2 separate regions of the Homo sapiens genome follow, and region 2 is linked to region 1. Evidence: chromatin loops called from intact Hi-C (ENCODE). Cell type or tissue: PC-3. All regions are shown on one strand. Each heading gives the region's core, and the rest is flanking DNA. Links, peaks and the distances in the headings are about the cores only.

Evidence for each region. Peaks named below come from ENCODE experiments on the same cell type or tissue, not always from the same donor. Only the 100,000 strongest peaks of a DNase experiment are listed, where the experiment ranks them.
Region 2: it touches region 1 in a loop (2.0-fold over the local background); 2 of 110 quality-filtered maps call a loop at or near these places.

What each region holds. Positions count from the first base shown.
Region 1 is chr2:144,641,682-144,647,068 of GRCh38, reverse strand. No RefSeq gene overlaps it. Among named protein-coding and RNA genes, the nearest start is that of TEX41, 24 kb to the left of the region's middle. In PC-3, for the core only: no CTCF peak of the experiment used is centred there; a DNase peak (open chromatin) is centred at 2,968.
Region 2 is chr2:144,551,453-144,556,839 of GRCh38, reverse strand. All of the region lies in intron 1 of LINC01412 (long intergenic non-protein coding RNA 1412), which reads right to left. Among named protein-coding and RNA genes, the nearest start is that of LINC02993, 30 kb to the right of the region's middle. In PC-3, for the core only: no CTCF peak of the experiment used is centred there; DNase peaks (open chromatin) are centred at 1,839 and 3,319; H3K27ac peaks cover 1,434 bases.

The DNA of each region.
Region 1 (5,387 bases), core at 54-5,053:
ATGAGCCACCACACCCAGCCAGTAATAATAAAAAATTTTAAATAGAGAATATTACTGAAGATATTCTTTATTTTGTCATACAGCGTCCTCACTATGAGAACTTATGGAAAAAAATACTCTCAGGACTCAGGATTAAAAATTATTGAATTTCTTCCAATTAATTGGGTTTTAAAAATGTTTCAGATGCTATTAGACATGTAACTGATCTTGTTTCTCTCTTTGAGTTGGCTGCTAGCAAGTTCAAATTGAATTTGAGACTTACCACAAATAACTATGTAATAACCTCATAAATGTATTTTATGTAATGAACTTTACCCAGCTTAATCTTTTCTTCCTCTTTTTTCCCTTTGCCATTTCCATATTTTTTATCTTGTCCGTGTATTATTGAAAGTAGCATTCAATGACTGATTCTAGAATAAAGCAAGCTATAAATAAATATTAAAATTAATTGGAATAAACCCAAATTAATTTGAGTTTTTCCTAAGACAAAAATAATTTAAAAGGTGAAATATACGGTGAAAAAGAACACATTCCAAATACTAACTTATTTGTTCTCAATTAATGGGAATAAGTAAATAAAAATGATATGACACAGGACATTTGTAAAGCTAAATTGAATTCTCATGTAATTTTAAAGCCTGAGGGAAGCCTTTGAAGCAGTGAAGTTTCTGAAAACTTCTGTATGCCCTATAATGAATGAAAAAGAGAAAACAAAGGGATTAGCATTACCACTTGCTTAAGATATCTAAAGGCTATCAAATAGCAGAAGGAATAGACATTCCATGCTCAGAATCAAGATTTAATATCAATTGGTATAGAATATTACAAGACAGAATGAAAAGAACCAACAACCCAATATGACCCATACTGAGAAAGAATATCCCATTCTCAACTCTCCATTATCAGAAATGCTCCAAAAGCTATGGTATATCATGAGTTAGGGATCTGTAATAAGAATCCCAGCACTTAGTAGGAAGTTGGCTCCAAGAACTACATTTTCTTCCATCTAACTCCAAAATCCTAAGATCAGTGATTTCATACATGGTCTATTTTTAATAAAGAAAAATACTGGCATTATCTTATCAAAATTGGACTCACTCAAGGAGTTCTAAAAGTTGTAATAATTTTACAAGTAGAGCTATTTAGGAAGGAGTTGGACAAGACATCGTAATGAGTCTATGTCGGCACCAGTTGTACACCAAAACTTTCTTTATGCAATCTTGCCGAATAACACAGTCACAAAACCTAGGATTTTGATAAGCATACCATATTTCACCTTATTAATTTTAAAAATAGGCAACTGGAGAAGTTACTAGTCCCAAGACTGCAATTGGAGATGTAGCCATATTACCTTCCAAAGAGTCAGAAAATCATGACAACCATCATCCAAACACTCATTTCAAGCCGTTTGTGGTTTCTCAATATGCAGTCACCACATGTCTCCTTATGCAATCTCCAGACATCTAGTTTCTGAATCTCATCCTAAAAGGCATAGGATGACCCTGTGGCTCTTTGGGTGATGACTGTCAATGTGGTTCCAGAGTCACATAACTTTAAGGCCACATCCATGCACCTTGGCCATTGCCACAACTAAACTCTTTTCCCACTCACACACTACTGAGCTACATTTCCATATGGCAGGATGGCAGGATTTACCCAGTCATCTCTCTGCAAACATGTCTACTATATCATGCTGCCTTTGATTCTTGGATTTTCTTTCAAATGCATGTGCACTCTGTTTAGTAGATGAGATCATTATTCTTTACTCTCTTTCCCTGAGGGATGACAGACTACTGCAACAAAAACTGAATAGTCCCTCCATGTTATTTCTGGCTTTCCCAGTGACATGCTCTGTAACTGTAGTCAAGTCATTCACCCTCTATGAACAAGGACCTTCAGTGGTAAACTGGCGTTTGTTAGTTTCACCAGATCATATTCAAAAAACACTGAAGTCTGTACTTGAAAGTTCCTGTGGACGTGGGAATGTATTATTCTTATTATTGTTGTTGTTTCTGACTAATACAGCTGCAGAACTTGAGGATTTAAGATCTCCCCATGGATTTTACTGTGGCCTCCAGAACCTGAGATTTAATTTTAAAAGAATTAAATTTCCAGTCTGCTTTACAGGGGTGACTGTGAGAATGTGCGCTGACAGACTGTTGTCTTCAGAGGCAATATCCAGACACACTAAGACAGTGCCACAGCTTGAATGGGGGTGACCCTTTCCCATTCATCTTAATGGAGTGTTAAACTTGAAGCCTAATTAGGTCCACTTAAATGCCAGCATTATTATACTTTTCTCTGCTTATCTTCATACCAGAAACAATCAACTAATGCACCCATTTAATCTGGGTGCGTGCTACGATCCCATCCAGACACCCTGTCATTTTGATAGCCTGCTTTGCAGTCATAAAAGTACAAGTTTTAAACTTGCACTTTGGTTGTTTTTAATTATCCACATAATTAGATTACTTTCTACTACCTTGAAAATTTAGAGGTGAGACTGTATACACACATATATGATGTTTGTAAGCCAGTAGGGCCTGATCGCCATTCCCATAATGAGAAACTGATACCAAACTTGCTCCTAGGATAACAAACTGTTAAATGAACGATTCCATTCCTGTCTCTTAGAGAAGGCTCACAGATTTACAGTTTATCCATCACATATGTGTCCAAGCTTTCTACATTCCCTTTCTGATTCATCATTGCTGCCTGAACTCCATTTTAATTTTTAATTCCTAAAACAAACCTTGGATGAAGCAGAATTTCAATATATATAAATCTTCACTTGTCTATTTTGTACCTAGTAGTAGTATCCAGATCTAACTAAGCCCTTAATATAAAGTCCTTGGCTACCTTATAAAATATCTCGTAAAAGTGTATTTATTTACTCAGGCCTATAAGATTAGTCTGTTTTCCTTTAGTTGTCTCTGTGCCAAGGTGGCATACAAGAAACATTTTAGAAGTTTATCATCTAGGCTTGTAGATAAAGACATTAGTTATTGTCTTCAAGATGGAACAAATGCCTCACATTTCTCCCTACATACTCCTCCACCTCCAGTCATACACCATGCACCCCAGGCATCTGAATGTCCAATAACATACGGCTGGAAGGAACACTTTCCAAAGGTGTCTGTAATAGACATTACTAATGCCCACCTTGGTTTTCCAACCCCTCCTACACACACAGAAAACTATATTTCCTAGACCCCTTCATAGTTGGGTGAGACTATGACTAAGTCTGACCAGTGGATTGGGGCACTTTCGTGAGGAAGTACTTAAGAGCCAATATGTAATCCTCAATGCGCTCCTGCTCTGCTCAGACAAACCCTGAAGCCCCATGCTGAGAGAAAAGTGCCATGAGACGGAAGCAACTGGAATGCTGGATCCCCACACAGAGAACCCCTGGAGAGATTCCTGGGCCAGCAGAAGCTTTGCATGACTAAAAATATACTGTTTCGGTTAACCATGGAGATGTTCATGTTTTTTGTTAGTACAACATTAGTTAGCCTATCTGATTTAACACAGTGTCTCAGAATCGATTTCCAGGGTAGGGAATGATAGTTTACGCCTGTAATCCCAGCGCTTTAAGAGGCCAAGGCAGGGAGATCACTTGAGGCTAGGAGTTCGAGACCTAGGCAACATAATGAAACCCTGTCTCTCTACAAAAAATGAAAAAATTAGCTGGGCATGGTGGCTCATGCCTGTAGTCCTAGCTACTCAGGAGGCTGAGGCAGGAGGATCACTTGAACCCAGGAGTTCAAGGCTGCAGTGAGCTATGATCGTGCCACTGCACTCCAGCTGGGGTGACAAAGCAAAACCCTGTCTCAAAAAAAGAAAAAAAAAGAATTAATTTCCAATCCAAATCTCATTAGATGGACACCCATATATAATTGTCATTACTGCCTTCTTCCAGGGAGCCAGTGAAGATGCAGAAGTCACTCCAGACTGCCGGCCAAGCTCTGATTTTGCTCTTCATCATTGACTCCCTTGAGTCTTATACTGTAATCTTGAAAGAAGTGAATTAAGTAATATCACAGGCTGTTCTTTTCCACCAAGAGAGAGACTTGGAAGACAATGGTTGCTCATAAGGCTCAAGACATTTTCCAGAAAGAGAGAATTAACATTCAAAAGCAGGCCAGAGTCAAAGAGTGGGGAAAATCCCATCGATAAAACCCTAAAATTCAGATTTGCATTATCCAAGCAGGCACAGGAGCAAATGCCCATTAGCCATCTACAGAAATAGGGCACTATCCAGAGTCATTTAGGAGGATTGAAAACAACCCAAAAAAAGTGGTAAATAACCTTTAAAGGGTATATGTTAATAAAAATGTCAAATTATATCTGACCTGAGCTAAGCAGTATGTTTATTGAGCCTTTTAGGTAGTACTTGCAAATATTAAAACTCTTTAAATAGTTGCTCTGACAACTTTGAATGGTAAAGAGCTAATTTTTACTTTGACAGAGATGTATTTATTGTGTTTACATTAAAACAGGTCACATGGTCCTAAATGGCTTCTGAGGTAGGAATTAGTTTCCTATTTACAGTTATGCAAATTCCCTAGCTGATCCACAGATACTGATGAGATCCAGCAGGGTCTTAGGAAGGAAAGTAAGCCTCAGGGAGCCTTAGTAAAGGAAGGAGGGAAAGTATGAGACAGAGATTAAGGAGAAAGCTGTGATGATGAAGAATGGGCAGTCCACAGGGTTAAGGAACCCTGAGAGTTAACTAACAGGAAGGATCTGCTTGGCTGGTCCTGAGATTGCAAGCCAGGAAGACCATGTGCTTAGTGAAAGGCAGTGCCCACGGTGGAGTCATTTGGAACTGGGAAAGCAATTCTCCAGCTTACCAGGTCTGTGAGCTTAGACGAGTCAGGCTTCCCATCAGCAAAATGGGGATAAAAATACCTCCCTCACAGGATTAGTGTAGGGATTAAAATTTGAATAAAGCCATGAATGTAATGTCCCTGGTACACTGACTATACACAGTAAGTTTTCAGTTGATGTTAGCTATTATTAGATTCTCATGCTCTGTTGATTTAACATGTTAACTAAATAATAATAGTAATGATAGTATTGCAGATGAGTCCCCTTAATGATTGTATTTCCCTGAAAGAGAGGGGAGACACAAGTCTGACATTTCTTCTTTGGGCCTCAGCTCCTACGTGGCTCAATTGTGTGAAAATTTCTCAGGGATGTATGAGTGATATGACAGAATTTTTAGGATAATTTTCACCAATTGAAATGTTACACCTGTAAACTGGCTTTAGAATCTAAACACTGAATAAGATACAACTCTACTGTATTAATACAGTAAGGAATTATATTGCAATTCGTGAAGTATCAATCACAGTCTAGTAAGCATAATTTTTATCCCCTCTTCA
Region 2 (5,387 bases), core at 314-5,313, 90 kb after region 1:
AAATACACCCATATCACATATTAAACACAATCATTTTGCTGAAAAACTTTGGAAAGAATTTTTGTTTTTAAAACCATTTTTTGTTTCTGAAATACTTAGGCCTCAAGTAATACACCAAATTTACAATGAGCTGTGATTTCTATGCAATCAACATGCACATTTGAACTGTTTTCAAATGTAATGACAATTTTTATGAGCAATCTTTTTGACAATGAATGAAGCTGACACAACATTGCATTTGTTTATATTTGTTAATCTGAGTTTTGTAGTTTTTGTCATTTGCAACCAATATAATTATAATCAGGTCTTAAATATTTTCCTAAGTCCATGAAACCTATAAACTCTGGAGTGCTTTTCTTCTTAATGATGACATGGCCCCACCCACATCAGCCCCACATATCATTTTCACCAGAGACCTGGTCCAAAAGTCTCTGGAGACTGAGCCACCAAAAACCCAACCCAGCGGTGGGCACTGTGAAATACTGCCTTGTCTTCTCTGGTTGAAATCTGGTGCTGGCTAGTCTTCTGTCAAGTGGGCCACATGCGGATGGAAGTGATACTTTCTCTAAGCCCTCCAAACTCCTCAATGCCTGGTAGCTACATTTGGCTGCTTGTTTGGAATTTTTTTTTTTACATCTTTTAAATAAAGTCCTTTCGAGGTCCAGTTGGACATTAGAGGAATAATATGTAACTGACCACATTCCCTTTCATTCACACATACACACACACACACACACACACACACAGACACACACACACACACACACAAAGCACTCAGAGGAAATAGTCTTCAGAATAGATACAATGCATAGCTCTTAACATCTCATATTCAGTCTTTAGAGGCTTCTCAAAGGCAACTACTGCAGCTAGTAGCCCTGGATCCCCACCAGTAGTGAATTATGCTGGGGCCAGAACTCTCCTAGTCCACCACTTCCAATGCTATAGACTCCCATCCTTTCTACTGTACCACTTTAATGGTGAAATGTCTGGAAAATTTGGAAAATTGTGGGAGTAATTACGGCATATGCATATAATTTAAAATTCCATGGAGATTTTTCAATATTTACAATTCTAATTTCCTTGTGGATGACACTGAATTTCTAAAGCAATGGCACCATTAATCCTTAAAATCTATACCTTACATTGGGATCTCATGCTTTGCCTCTATAAGCATCTCCCTAATCCAGTCTCTCACTTTATGCATTTAATATTGGTTGAGCACCTGTCTGTGCCAGGGACCATTGTTGAATCCTGGTGAGTACAGTAGACCCAGTCCCTGGGAACAAAAAGGGCAACTATTGTGACCCATTGTAGTGTTTTATTTATGTGCTTCTGCAAGACTAATTTAAGCCTATTTTACTACAACCCAATCCCATTGCTTTTTGTTCTGCCCTCAGAGTAGGTAAATAGCAGCCAGTCACTATTCTCTCCCAGATAGCTTTCCTGATACTTGAAATGCTCAAGTTCTTTTCTCTTGTTCAAAATAAACATATTTTTTCTGCAAAGAAAAGAATATTACATTTGATGTGTGCAACAAGCCAGTATAACTCCTTTGCCGTGTCATCACATTGTCATTGATATGAAAATATGGAATATAAATTTTCAGTCACATTGAAAGGATAAAGCAAAAGATAGTCCCATGTGATCAGCCAGTTTCTTAAGCATTAATCTATACACTAAACCTGATATTCTAAGAAAATGTTCTATAATGGAAGAAAAATTTTGCATCACTGCGCTAGCTGAGGGAAAAATAACTAATAGTCTTTATCCCTTATGACTCATATCAGAGTGCCCTGCCCCCAAAGAAATCAAGACACACTGTCACTGAACCACATTATTATCCCTTAAGAAGACTATAAAATGTGTACATCATTCATTCGTTGACATTGAACTTGTGCCAAAACTATTAAGAGCTCATATTAATAGATATCCCAAACGTGTAGGAATGAATACAGAATAAAACACAAAATGAAATTGGTATTCACTACTAATTTGTCTTTTATAAATGATTAAGTAAAGCATTTGAAGGAAATAAAAGGGCAATAAATAGCCTTTTATCACAAACTGGGGGATTTCTCTTACTCCAGGCTTGCATACAACCAGTTTAGAAATATGCATAATTGCCTATGGTCAACATCATATCACTGCCAGATCACACATTAAACAGATAACCACTATTATTATAAAAGCAACTTCCTTGACCTCATATTTTGGTCTGGCTAGGAATTCCTGTATTTTCCCAGATCGGCTGTTGCATAGTGCCAATCTTGTGCTGTGCATGTCAATTTGTACCAGTGGAAGTGACCGATGCCTCACAGAACTTACTCTAAAACATGCTTATATGCATATGAATAGCATAAGTTCAAGAAATATGATCATAGTTGTTCTTGCAGTGCTTTTTAAAATCTGAAGTCTATGTGTTGGTTTGTGTTTTTTTTTTATTATAGCTAAGGTACAGTGTGTGTTATTTGGCAGCTGAATTTGACATGAAAACATAAAAGGTTTGGGCAACCACATATTTGGAAATAGAAATCTTTCCTGAAAACATGGCTTTGGTTTTTAAACACAGCTAAATTTCTGGAAACTTCAATTTGTTAAAGACAGCCAAGACTTCAATCATATTTAACATATTCCTGGGGTTTACATATAGTGTTTCAAAGTAATAAACAACATCTTGTTTGGAGTAGCACGAAGAAAATGAGGCAAGCACTTCTTTAGAGTAAAAGCTCTACTTTTAAAAATAGTTTGGAGACTCATTCTTATGTTGGTAAAATCACAAAACACTATTCAGCAAACAAAACATGATGAGCTCAATTCAAGTTGGTAAACATTTTTAGCTGGCTTCATTTGTAGTAAGAATTTTAATGTAACCATGACTTCAGGAATGCATCCCTTATAATGGAAACTTAAGGGGTAAAACTTTTTTGTAATTGTTAATAAGAACAATGGTGTTACATTTGCACTTGAAAATCAGAGGAGATGTGATGACAACAGTAAATTGATTGTTAGAACAATTTTTAAAATCACATTACAGTGCACTAAAATGCATCTGTATTTAGTCACTAACACTCTCACTGCAATGACCAAAAAGCCTCAGGCCTGTTTCACCAGCAGAAAATAGTCTCTTTCCAAAGGTAGGGTCTATACATACTGTACCTCCAGCACATGAAACTTGCATGCAAGCTGTAAATCCTTCACATGCTTTTGCCTCATTGGTCCAAATATGAGTGATGTCTAAAAACCCTTAAGTCACTTAGTAAGAATAACAAACACTTTCCAAGAAGCAAAACATGATGAGTCAAAATAAAACCATCCAAGGAAAGAAAGACATGGGGAGCTTTCTCTATGCTTTGTATAAGACGTCAGGTCAAATTTCACTTAATCATGCTCCTCAAACAGGGACTCAGAACAGAACATTCTTCATAAGAACACTCATGGACGCACATTCACATAACGTATGGCAAATCATCTACTTATTAAACATACAAACATCTTGCTCCTGTGATTAATATTCCTTTATTTTGACTTTATGTTATTCCTAATTTTCAGGCAATACATATTTTGATAGGTAAAACATAATAATTCATCAAAAAATTGAAAAGTTGGTGACATGTTATTCTCCTTTCTCACCACCTGTATTCAAAACTACTATTGAAGTGGACCTCAGAATAGAAAGACCTTGGGTCCAAGTTTGCCTGGGACAGTCTTGATTTGAGTCTCTTTACCTGAAGCAATTAATAATGCCTCTGTTCCAGCTCAAAAGTCTTCCAATTTGGATGATAAACTATATGGCTACTTTTCTTTCTTTCTTCCTTCCTTCCTTTACTTTCCTTCCTTCCTTCCTTTCTTTTCCCTTTCTTTCTTTCTCTCTCTCTTTCTTCCTTTCTTTCTTTTTTCTTTTTTCTTTTTTTCCTTCTTTCTTTTCTTTCTTTTTTTTTTTTCAGAGTTATACTCTGTCACCCATGCTAGAATGTGTGCACTGGCACAATCATAGCTCACTGAAGGCTCAAATACCTGGTCTAGCAATTGTCCTACCTCAGCCTCCCAAGTAGCTGGGACCACAGGCACATGACACCATGTCAGGCTAATTTTTTATAGAGACAAGATCTCCCAGCGTTGCCCAGGCTGGTCTCAAACTGCTGGGCTCAAGTGATCCTCCTGCCTCGCCACCCTTCCTTTAAGGTAATGGATGACACTTACTTGATACAAATTCCAGAGCACCAAGCATATTTGCCTTGAGTATTTCCCTGAACTACACAAGAGAGTCTGAACTCTCCCAGCTATAGTACAAGTTCCTTAGTACTGATTACATTTTTATTTAACTGTATGTCCCATGAACTAGCACAGTGTTCAGCATATAGCAAATGCTAAGTAAATGTTATTCTGGTATATCAACTCTCCAGCCCTATATCAGAATTTAGTTTACAGGGATCTTGATTGCCTTTCCCTTCTACAAGATAGCACACTGATCCACTATATTGATGGTATTACACTGACTGGACCTAGTGAGGGAAAAGTAACGACTACTTACTGGTAAGACATTCGCATCTCAGAAGGTGGGAAATAAATCCAATTAAAAATCAGGGACATTCTCCCTTAATGAAATATCTAGGCATCCAGTGGTAGGGAGCATGCCAAGATATCCCTTCTAAGGTAAAGAATAAGTTGTTGCATCTGGCCCCTACTACAACCGAGAAAAAGGCACAACATTTATTGGGCCTATTTGGATTTTGGAGGCAATAGATTTCTCATTTGGGTATGTTATTACTCTAGCCCATTTACTGAGTAACCCGAAAAGCTGGTAGTGTTGAGTGAGACCCAGAATAAGAGAAGGCTCTGCAAGAGATTTAGGCTGCCATTCAAGCTCCTCTGACACTTGGACTATGTGATCTGGAAGATCTAATGGTACTTAAAATGTCAGTGGCAGATAGAGATGCTGTTTGAGCCTTTGGCAAACCCCCATAGGGGAATCAAGGATCAAGCTTTTAGGATTTTGGAGCAAGGCCCTGCCATCATCTGCAGATAACTACTCTCCTTTGAGAGAGAGAGCCCTTGGCCTTAAAGGAAACTGAATGCTAGACCTTGGGCCATCAAGTTACCAGAAGACCTGAGCTACCCATCACGAACTGGGTTTCAGCTGAGCCATCAAGCCATAAAGTTGGGAATGCACCACAACACTCCATCATCACATAGAAGTGGCACACAACATCATGAGGCCTGAGCAGGCCCTGGAAGCATAAGTAAGTAACATGAAATGGCCCGAATGTCCATGGCCCCCACTGCTGCTATTCTACCTTCTCTCTTCCAGCATGCACCTGTGACCTCACAGGGAATTCTCTACAAACCAGTTTACCAGAAAATAGAAGACTCAGGGCTGGTTTACAGGT